Regions from separate parts of the Mus musculus genome. Here region 1 is linked to region 2. Evidence: chromatin contacts called from ENCODE POLR2A ChIA-PET data. All regions are on one chromosome and are shown on one strand. Each heading gives the region's core, a stretch centred on a gene start or an enhancer-like site at or near the end of the contact. The rest is flanking DNA. Distances are from core to core; before and after follow the strand shown. Region 1 holds the start of Rad18 (RAD18 E3 ubiquitin protein ligase). Region 2 holds the start of Thumpd3 (THUMP domain containing 3).

What was found. ChIA-PET counts read pairs that join two places held with the same protein, here RNA polymerase II (POLR2A).
Region 1: POLR2A ChIA-PET joins it to region 2 with 12 read pairs in Patski. The contact joins the promoter of Rad18 here to the promoter of Thumpd3 in region 2. POLR2A ChIA-PET finds 5 or more read pairs at or near these places in 3 of 5 experiments (Patski and embryonic stem cell).

Annotation. Positions count from the first base shown.
Region 1 is chr6:112,693,899-112,698,882 of GRCm38, forward strand. It overlaps Rad18 (RAD18 E3 ubiquitin protein ligase), which reads right to left and starts at 2,772. Exons shown (of 12, transcript NM_021385.2): 1 at 2,646-2,772. The coding sequence starts at 2,696. It overlaps Gm35824 (a long non-coding RNA gene), which reads left to right and starts at 2,770. Exons shown (of 2, transcript XR_377964.4): 1 at 2,770-4,357; 2 at 4,472-4,589.
Region 2 is chr6:113,043,460-113,048,198 of GRCm38, forward strand. Thumpd3 (THUMP domain containing 3) reads left to right here and starts at 2,843. Exons shown (of 10, transcript NM_008188.3): 1 at 2,843-2,931; 2 at 3,956-4,245. The coding sequence starts at 3,988. Gm43868 (predicted gene, 43868) reads right to left here and starts at 2,712. Exons shown (of 1, transcript NR_164179.1): 1 at 576-2,712.

The DNA of each region.
Region 1 (4,984 bases), core at 1,522-4,021, 350 kb before region 2:
GATTTCAACCACCTTTCTCTCTGATGACTCTAGCCTGTGTCAAGTTGAGACAAAACCAGCCAGGACAAAAGACTAATAAAGCCAAAGACTTAAAGAGTCTCTAGTGGGGTCGGTCGATGCACCTGTGATACCAGCATTCGGACGCTGAGGTAGGATTGAGTGCAAATCGAGATGTGGCTATATAATGAGACCTTATCTCAAACAAAAATAAATAAAATAGATAAATACTAAACTATCCGATTAAAATCTCTATTTCGCAATGAGGAGACTAACATCCCAGGTAAGCACACAATACTGGGCCTGTTTCAAGCCAAGGCTGACATACCCACCCTCCTCATGGTAGTCTGGTACTTTCTATAGGCACAGTGCAGCCAATGAGAAAGCCTTCGAAAGCCAGTGTCCACTTGGACAACAAGCTCAGCAGAACCAGATTGGTTCTTGCAACTTAAAATCCTTTAATTTGTTTAAGAAAGGGACTGATAGCAATGACAGTGGGGTGCTTTATTCTCAAGAAATGGAAGTGTGGGGAGCTAGGGAGGTGGCAGTGTCCTTGTCTGGCATGGAAGTGACCCTGGCTAGCATCCTGACACACACAGAGAGATGATTTAACATGTAGAGTAGGCCAAAGATAGTGACACAGGCTTCTCTGCACTTAGGAGGCAGAGGCAGAAGGATCTCTGTGAGTTCAAGACCAACCTGATCTACATAGTTTCAGGGCAGCCAGAGCTACAGAGTGAGACGCTGCTCTTTAAAAAAAAAAAAAAAAAAAAAAAAAAAAAAAAAAAAAAACCACCCCACCGACACCAACAAAGTAGACTATATTCCATATATAAAGAAACTTCTGAAAGGATGCGACAAAGTGATCATCAGAGTTACTAAGATGAGGGGACTGGGCAATGAGGGACATGGCGGAAAGGAGATCGTTTTTATTTTATGTATTTCTTGAACTGTATGAATCTGTTACTTAAAACACTGTGGAGGCTGAAGAGATGGCTCAGCAGTTAAGGGGACCTGTGCTGGATTCCCCGTGCCCACACACGGCTCCCAGCCATCCAGGACTCCAGCTCCAGGCGAGAGGACGTCGTCTCTGACCTCCATGGGCACCAGGCATGTATGCAGTGCATATACATACAAGTAGGTAAAGCACTCAATGCGAAAAATAAAATAAATAATTCTTTAGAATAATTAATGTAAATATAAGCAAATACAACCAAGGGAGTACCTACTTTTAATCTTAACACTTCAGTGGCAGGAGCAGGAGTATCCAAGCTTCAAGCCTACCTGCACTACTACATAAGGAGCCCGTCATAAAGCCAAACACAAACCAAAAAGTTGTCATTTACAGTCCATATGAAACATTACATAGCTATAAAAACCTGCTTGTGCTGGGCAGTGGTGGCACATGCCTTTAATCCCAGCACTTGGAAGGCAGAGGCATTGAGGTCTGTGAGTTCTAGGCTAGCCTGGTCTACAGAGCTAGTTCTGGGATAGGCAGGGATTCAACAAAGGAGGCCTGTCTCAAAAAACAACACACACACACAAAATAAAACAAACAATAATCAGTTGTGGAAGGGAAATGTTCAGGTTGTAATAGATGCATTGTTTGTAAGAACAGAAGGAAAAAGCCTGCACTCAGAGGACAGAGCTAGTTACGGGACAGCCAAGGATATCCAAAAAAACCCCTGTCTCAAAAAACAACAATTATAAAAGCAAAGAATAACCAACTGTCATAGGGAAACCGTCTAGGTTATAACAGATACAACGTAAGCCTGCTGCACTCAGCAGACAGAGGCAGGAGGGCTACCCAATCTTGGTAGAAAACAAACATCAAAACAAAAAACATCCACCGGATGGGCAGAGGTGGCACACATCTTTAATCCCAGCACTTGGGAGGCAGAGGCAGACAAGCAGATCTCGCTGAGTTCAAGGCCAGCCTGGTCCTACAAGAGCAAGGCTACACAAAGAAACCCTGTCTCAAAAACAATCAAACAAACAAACAACACATCCTACTAAATGTTATTTAAGGGAGATAATTCAGTATGCAATAATTCCTTAAAAGGAAAGGCTAAGCGCTGGGTCTAGGTCCTGGTCTCTCTTTTAAAAAGATGTGAGCCAGGGGCTACAGGGTATGACCTCGTCTCCTAAATTAATAAAATAAATAAAAGTTAAATAAAGAGAGATGCGTCATTATTGAGTCATGGAGGGCACATTAGGCAGGGAAGCCGGATGCAGTGTGTTAAGAACGTGGAGGACTTCTGGACCACAGCCAGAAATGGAAAACCATGATAAGCGGACCCTCTGCTATACTGCTTGATTATAAAATGTCATCCGATGCAACGTCCACACAAATCACGAGTGGTGTCACTGTTAACACAGGAGTCCTCGTAGGATGTGATGTCACCATCGTTGACACTACTTTACGGGGAGACGCGGTGATAGTGACAGAAACCCAAAACATCCGGTTCGTTAGGGCGGCGACCTAAGGCTGACTGCGCAGGGCCGCGGCGCGTTCCCGGACCGTCTCGGGGGTTGGAAACTGAGGACCGGCGTCGCGAGGCCAGGTTAGGGCCGAGGCGGCGGCGCGCGGACCGGGGTGCCTGTTCGCACCGACGACGTCCGCGCCCCGGCCTTCCCCCGACACTCACCTTCATCACCGCCAACCCCGGAGGCCATCGCGGCTCGGCCAGGACCTCCATGGCCGCACCTGATGAGACCGCCAGCTACCGGCCCGCCACGCAGCTCCTCTACTCGAAATTCCCCGCGCTACACCGTACGTCAGCTACGTGCGGCGCGCTCGCGGCGAGCGCACGGCATGCTGGGAGCTGTAGTTCTTGTGCGTTGGACGTTAGCGGCTTCGGAAGACCGAAGGGGAAAAAGTGAGACATTCCAGGGCGTAGCCTGGAGCGATGCAGGCGTTTGGACCTCTTGGATCCCGAGAGACAAGAAGATAAGTGAAAGATTAAAAGCAGCTTTAATCTGTCTTATAAAATGAATAAACAAAAGATTCCGGAAGGTGATTGAATATTAGGAAAAAGAAACCAAATGAAGCCTAAGCCTTGGTAGAGAGTTCAAGATCTAGGCTCAGGTCTTCCCTCTTCAGGTAGTAATCTCTGGTTGCTTTAGAGATCTGTCTTGCTCCTTGAAAATATCTAAAGTTACACTTCTGTCTCAACTCCTCTTTCTGTAAGCATCCACGAGAGCCACATAGAGCCTCTGTTCTTCAAAGGTAACCACGGCTAATATTGGCACTTAGTTCTCAGATAGTCCCCATGTATAAAAGGACCAGTGTTAGCAAAGAGTGTTATTAAATCAGTTTAACAGGAACCCACATTCTTTTTTATCAAATTACTCCATCTACTTGAGAGGCTCCTCACCCTCTTCCATCTCCCAGGTGACGCCTTATCTCCCGGACCTGTCTCCAGAAAGGTTCCTTTTAGGCTCATTTAACCAGAGCTCCATTATCTGGATGTGGAACGCTGACCAACACACAGCCAGCCTGGCTACTCAGTTCAGCACTCATCTTCTGCCTTCTGTGGGCCTCCGCTGTACTAGGTCTCAGGGGCCACAAGTTGGTCCAGATGACTCGCAAGACAGAATCCCGAAGCTTGCGGTATCACTGATACCCCGGTGGCCCACACATTCACCGATTCAACATGTATGTTTTGAAGACTTACAATGGACCAGGCATGTGAGCTCTCCTGGAAAGTAGGGGGAGAGATGTGGCTGTTACAGACACTTTACAGGTGTGAAGACTAAAACCCAGCAGGTTAGGAATTCATTCTTTTGAGTTTTTATCATAAAATAATCCCTGTAATCTGAGCCAATTAATTTTTCCTAGCCTACAGTCACAGATGAACTGTGCAACACCAACACAAACAACATTTAGGTGATAGTTTACTTATTACAGTAATAGCTAACACATATTAGACCACCTGTATTCAAAGCACTCCTGTGGCTTTGGGTTGTTTTGTTTTGTTTTGTTTTTGCATCATGCACTTACTTGGTTTACTCATTATTCAAAGGAAAGAAAAATGGGTAATTGGTGCAGAGCATTCTGCAGCTAAGTAGAAGCAGGGCTTGAACTCAGGATGTTGGGCTTTTGAGCATATAAACTACCACAGAATCGTCTCATAAGAGTCTGTCTGGTCAAGACAGTTCTTTCCGCATGCAGATACGGAACCCAGTGTCAGAACAGCAAGAGGATTCAGACACTGAATCTAGCAAGTCGGCAGCCAGGAGGTAAATGGCAGATTAGATGCAAGGTGGATTTGTACCAACCCATCAGGGGAGAGTACTCACATGAACTCTAGGTTGAGTTGGGTGCTGCTGGATAGTTCTGGGAACATCGGAGGGGCAGGTGGCAGATTAGATGCAAGGTGGATTTGTACCAACCCATCAGGGGAGAGTACTCACATGAACTCTAGGTTGAGTTGGGTGCTGCTGGATAGTTCTGGGAACATCGGAGGGGCAGGTTGCCGTGCAAAGATACGGCAATAACAAAAAAGCAAGTTTGCCATAGTTATTCCTTTAGGGTTCTCTTTGGATACTGGGCAATTAGGTTAACAAATGACTGGGGAGTGAAAGAGAAATGTGTGAGAAAAGAGGGAAGAATAGGGGAGGGACAGAGAGAGGGGGAGGAAAGGAAGAGAGGGGGGAAGGAGGGAGGGAAATGAGGAAAGAGAGAAAAGAGGTGGGGCTGGGGAGGCACTCTCTTCTCTGCAGAGCCTCCAGGTCACACCCCAATGCCATTCATCTCTGAACTCTTGCCACCAACCACTCAGTGAGATGGAATTAATGAGCAAATTACCAGTGAGCTCACATTCCCAGGTCATCTTTTCCTCCTGAGCTAAATGTTTTCCTCCTGTCCTCTTTAGCAGCACCCAAGGAGCCATGTCACCTCTGGGCCTAGGGAGGAAAGTTCCAGGGAACAAGCAGGTTCTAGAAAGACCATTATGGGCTCAGGGCAATATGCCTCCCCTTTTCC
Region 2 (4,739 bases), core at 1,593-4,092:
GTGTGTAACTTATCATCACTACCTAACTACAGAACTTTCACATCTTCTGAAACATTACCCATCACCCCAATTCCTTCTAACCCTAAGCAATCCTGTTTTCTGACTCTATATATTGACCTTTCCTAGACACTGAATATAGATGGAATTGTAACCTGTGGTTTTCTGTGTGTTTGTGTTCTCTCCCTCCCTCCCCCCCCCCCCCCCCCCGTCATTGGGGACTGGACCTATGGCCTCTCACATGGTAAGATTAAAAGGGCACTATCACTGAGCTATATCCCCAGCCTATATGTGGTCTTTTGCATCTGGCTTCTTTCAGTTAACATGGCATCCAAGTTTGACCGTGTTGTAGCATGTACCTGTACTTCAGTACTTTTTATGAGGTAGCTTATGGTAGAGTTCTTACCTAGCACATGTAAAACACTGGGTTTGCAATCAGGCACCACAAAATAAAAGTTTCAACAGAACTTTTTAAAGACTAAATATTAACCTGTTGTGCAAATACCACATGGATTTCAGGTTGTTTCTAGTTGGAGGCTATATGCAGTGTTTGTGAACAACTTGTTTGAATGTTTTCTCTTCTGAGTATAATATGCTTGCTGGTAGAATAGGTAATATGGTGGATCTATGTTACGCCTCTTTCAGAAAAGCTAAACTGAATTCTAACGTGGCTGTCACATTTTGCATCGACAGCAGCAAGATTTCATTGCTCCACATCCTTCCTATAAGAGATGATTTTTGCTTTTCAAACTTGCCATTTGAATAGTTATCATAAAGTTAGTGTTAGTGTACATTTCCCTAATGATTGGTGATAGTGACCATGTACTTCATGTACTTATATTGGTCTTTCATGTACCTTTTCCAAAAGCTCTGATGCAAGTCCTTTGTAAAGCAGGATAGAAAGGAGAAATTACAAGGACCTGAGAAGCAAAAGGAGCCGCTCTCTCAACAGCTGAGAATCACAGATTCCAAAACACTTAGCAACTGCTTGAGGCCTTTCTCCTTTCTCATCTCAGAACCTATAATTTTCTAGAACTCTCATCAGAAACTCCATTTAGTAAAGGGCATGTCCTAACCCCTTTGTACAACCCTAGTGGCTTCCGGTTTTATTAGAGTGTAATCCCATCCAAGGTACTTCTGAAACATCCTATAATCTCATTTATGAAAAATAAAGAAGGAATAAAGCTTTCTTTTCCATTTGAGATGTAATTTCAGAGCCACTAAGAGTTGTTATTCTGAATTTCTAGGCTTAAAATCTATGCTAACACTGTCTTTAATAAAGTTTGCTGTTTTGAGAGGGCTACACTTTCAGGTGCTTTTTTTGTTTTGTTTTTTTGTTTTTTGTTTAAGACAGCCTTGGCTGTCCTGGAACTCATTCTGTAGACCAGGCTGGCCTCAAACTCAGAGACTCAACTGCCCTTGCCTCCCAAGTGCGGGGATTAAAGATGGTAAGCCCCACCATCTGCCCCACCTCCCAAACATTTATTTATGGAGGTGAGGATCTCACGGTACACTTGTGGAAGTCAGGGGGCAACCCATGGAGTTTGTTCTCTCCTTCCACAGTGTGGGTCCTGGGGATAGAATGCAGATGGCCAGGCTTGATGGCAGACACCTTTTACATGCTGGGCCGTTTGTCAGACCCCTTTTTTATTTTTTACTAAACTACAACGCCGCTTTCTACGATACTGGCTGCTCCTAAACTCTTTGATGCATCCAAGGCAAGGATCCGGTTTTTACCTTTCTCATTGTCCGTGCTGACAAGGACAGTGTGGCTCCATGCCTCAGCTGCTGCTGCCACCACTGAAACTTTAAACAATTTTTATTATTTATTTATTTATTTATTGGTGAGGATGAGGGGAGAGGCAGAGAGAGAGATTGCAATGCAGTGTCATAATGCCCTTGGAGCCAGACTTGGCTGTCAGAGCCCCTGAAGTTACAGGTATTGAGAGCGGCCAGAGGTGGGTGGGTGCTGGGTACCAAATTTGAATTCTCTGGAAAAGCAAGCCTTAATCACTGAGCCATCTCTCCACCATCGCTCCCCCCCCCCCCCCAAAATCCGGCTGTCTCTTTCTGTTGAGTTCTAAGTTTCCTCTTTTAAAATGTTACATTTGGGGCTGGTGAGACGTCTTAGAGGGTAAAGGCTCTTGCTACCCATCCTGATTAGCTGAGCTGGATCACTGGAACCCACGTGGTGGAAGAGAAGCAACTTCTGCCAAGTTGTCCTCTGACCTCAGGTGTGGCACACAAGCTCCCTCCACACACACAGGAAATACATGTAACTAAAATATAGGAAATGTAACCTTTGGCATATATAGAGAAACATGATCTGAAAACCGCAGGCTAGGCTAGGGGCTATACTCTAGTTACAGCACAGCTTGCCGGTCCCTGCAGAATCCAAGCCGGGTATGGTGGCGCACACCTGTAGTCCTAGCATCCCGGAGGCAGAGACAGCGGATATCTGTGATTTCCAGGACAGAACGATCGACAAAACGAGCAGGCCAGTCAGGGCTACATAGTGAGACTCCAATCTCAAAAAGAAATTCCAAGTAAAGAGTGTTGTGCAAGACGGGAATGGGGGAGAAGAATCTCTTTAGCCTCGGTTTCTCTGGCTTTAAGACTGGAATCAAGTCCCAGTCTCACCCCAGTGCTCGACACTGAGGGCAGAGGAAGTAGAACAACCGAGCATCCGCTCGCTAGGAGAGCGCCCTCCGCAGTGGTTCCCTCCGGGCAGGTGACCGGCCTACCGGCCGTTCTTCCTCTTCCGGGTCAGAGTGCACCCAACTGCGCACAGCTCTCCGCGCACACTCCCCCGCCTACCCCGGAGCGTGGGAGCACCGTGCCCTCCGAGGCCTGACTTCCGTTTCCGGGCTGGCACCTCGGCTTCCGGCGGCGTGCTCGCGGTGCGGAGACCGGAAGGGTCTGTGCTTGCTGCCGGTAACTGGCCGCGGCTGGGAGTGGCCGGGTGGGTGGGACGCAGGGGAAGACGGCGGTGGCTTCGTATAGGTCGGTGCTGGGGCTGAGCGTCTGGACTCTCGCTGGGCTTCGCAGAGGGTGGGAGTGAGAGAGCCACTGCCCTTCGGTCCGAACAGCCCTTCTGCTCTCCACACTGTCCGTAGGAGTTGTGTTCACAGTGGCGAACGGTGACACGGTGGAACCGCGTTCACCTCTGTGGCCTGTTCTTGGTTGGCACAGCATTAGGGACAAGGAAGATGTTAGCTTAAGCCACGGCGCTTTTGAAAAGCTGGTGGGAGGTGTGGGCCCTCCATCACGGTAACACCACTCCAGCCCCTTCAACCTCCACAAACACTCCCACAGGACGTCTGTATTACTAGCTTCAGACATTTCCAAGGTGTCCCCAGCATGCGCGTCATTGGATCTCGGCGTCACCACATAGTAGGCTTTCAGATATTTGTAATTGTTTAGATAGTGGAAGTTGAGTTAATCTTTAATAAATTCACTGCCCACTTGTCTACATGGCGGAAAGTAGATACCTCACCCATACATTAAAAGTTTTGATCATTAGTCCAGAATTGTGTTGTTCTCGTTAAAATCTTCTGTCTTTGGGAAAGAGAGATATATTTAGTTTCCAGTTCGAAACTAGGCAGGAGTAACTTGCTTCCTGGACCCGCGAGTGTGGGAAGCAAGAATTTTTAACTCTGAACCACTACAGCCTCACATCCTGAAGTGCTAAGCTGAAAGAGCAACAGAGGAGCTTCTCTATTCATGTTAGCAAATGTAAGATGGTGCTTACCAACACAGATGAGCCTAAGCCAAGCACTGCATGCAGTGGAAACACTCTTGTCTTTTCTCCTGATGAGCCTGCATATTGCTTGTTTAGTCACGTTTCACTGCCTGTAATCCGTGCCCTTATTTATACTACAGTTTTAACTCGATAGGTACATTGAAATACAAAAAGAGATGGCATTGTTTCCCTTTTTCTTCCCTGTATTGCCTCTAGAGACTGTTGGTCCTTTTAGAAACATCTCCATCATGTCTTGTGACACTCAAGAAGCTACCAGAGAGTGCCTGGGTATGAACCTTGATGGCAACAAAGAGCCTGTGTCGCTGGTAGAAAGCGGCGTCAGAAGTGAGTCGGAGCATCTCCAAGTCACTATTGGAGCCACTGTACCCACTGGCTTTGAACAAACGGCTGCGGGGGAAGTGAGAGAGAAACTGAAGTCGGCCTGCAGAATCAGCAAAGACCGCGGAAAGATCTATTTTGATATTGCAGTGGAAAGTCTGGCTCAGGTTTGAACAAAACAGTATTTAAATTAGTCTTGGTTATTTTATGATTATTTTTCTGGTTTATAGACACCCCTCCCCCCCTTGGGAATCCTTTACTCTGTTCTGCTTAAAGTAGCTGCATTTTCTGTTGTGTACTAATTTATGAAATTGACTAGTTTACTATGTTGCTGTTTATAATGTCTTTGTAATGTATATTCAGTTTAGTACATTTTAGCGTTAGTTTAATATGGTTTAGAAGTGATCGTAGCATTTCCTGATGATTTATTCACCGAAATGAAATACCTACCAATGTCTATGACACGTAAATTTACTTTAGCAAAAGTTTGGGTACACACAAAAGCTGAGGTTTCCTTTTCATCCTTGTCAAAGACATTGTTTTTAAAAGATTTTTATTATTTTATGTGCATTGGCATTTGCCTGCATATATGTCTGTGTGAGGGAATCAGAGCCCCTGGAACTAGAGTCTAAACTGAACCTGGGTCTTTCTGAAAGAATAG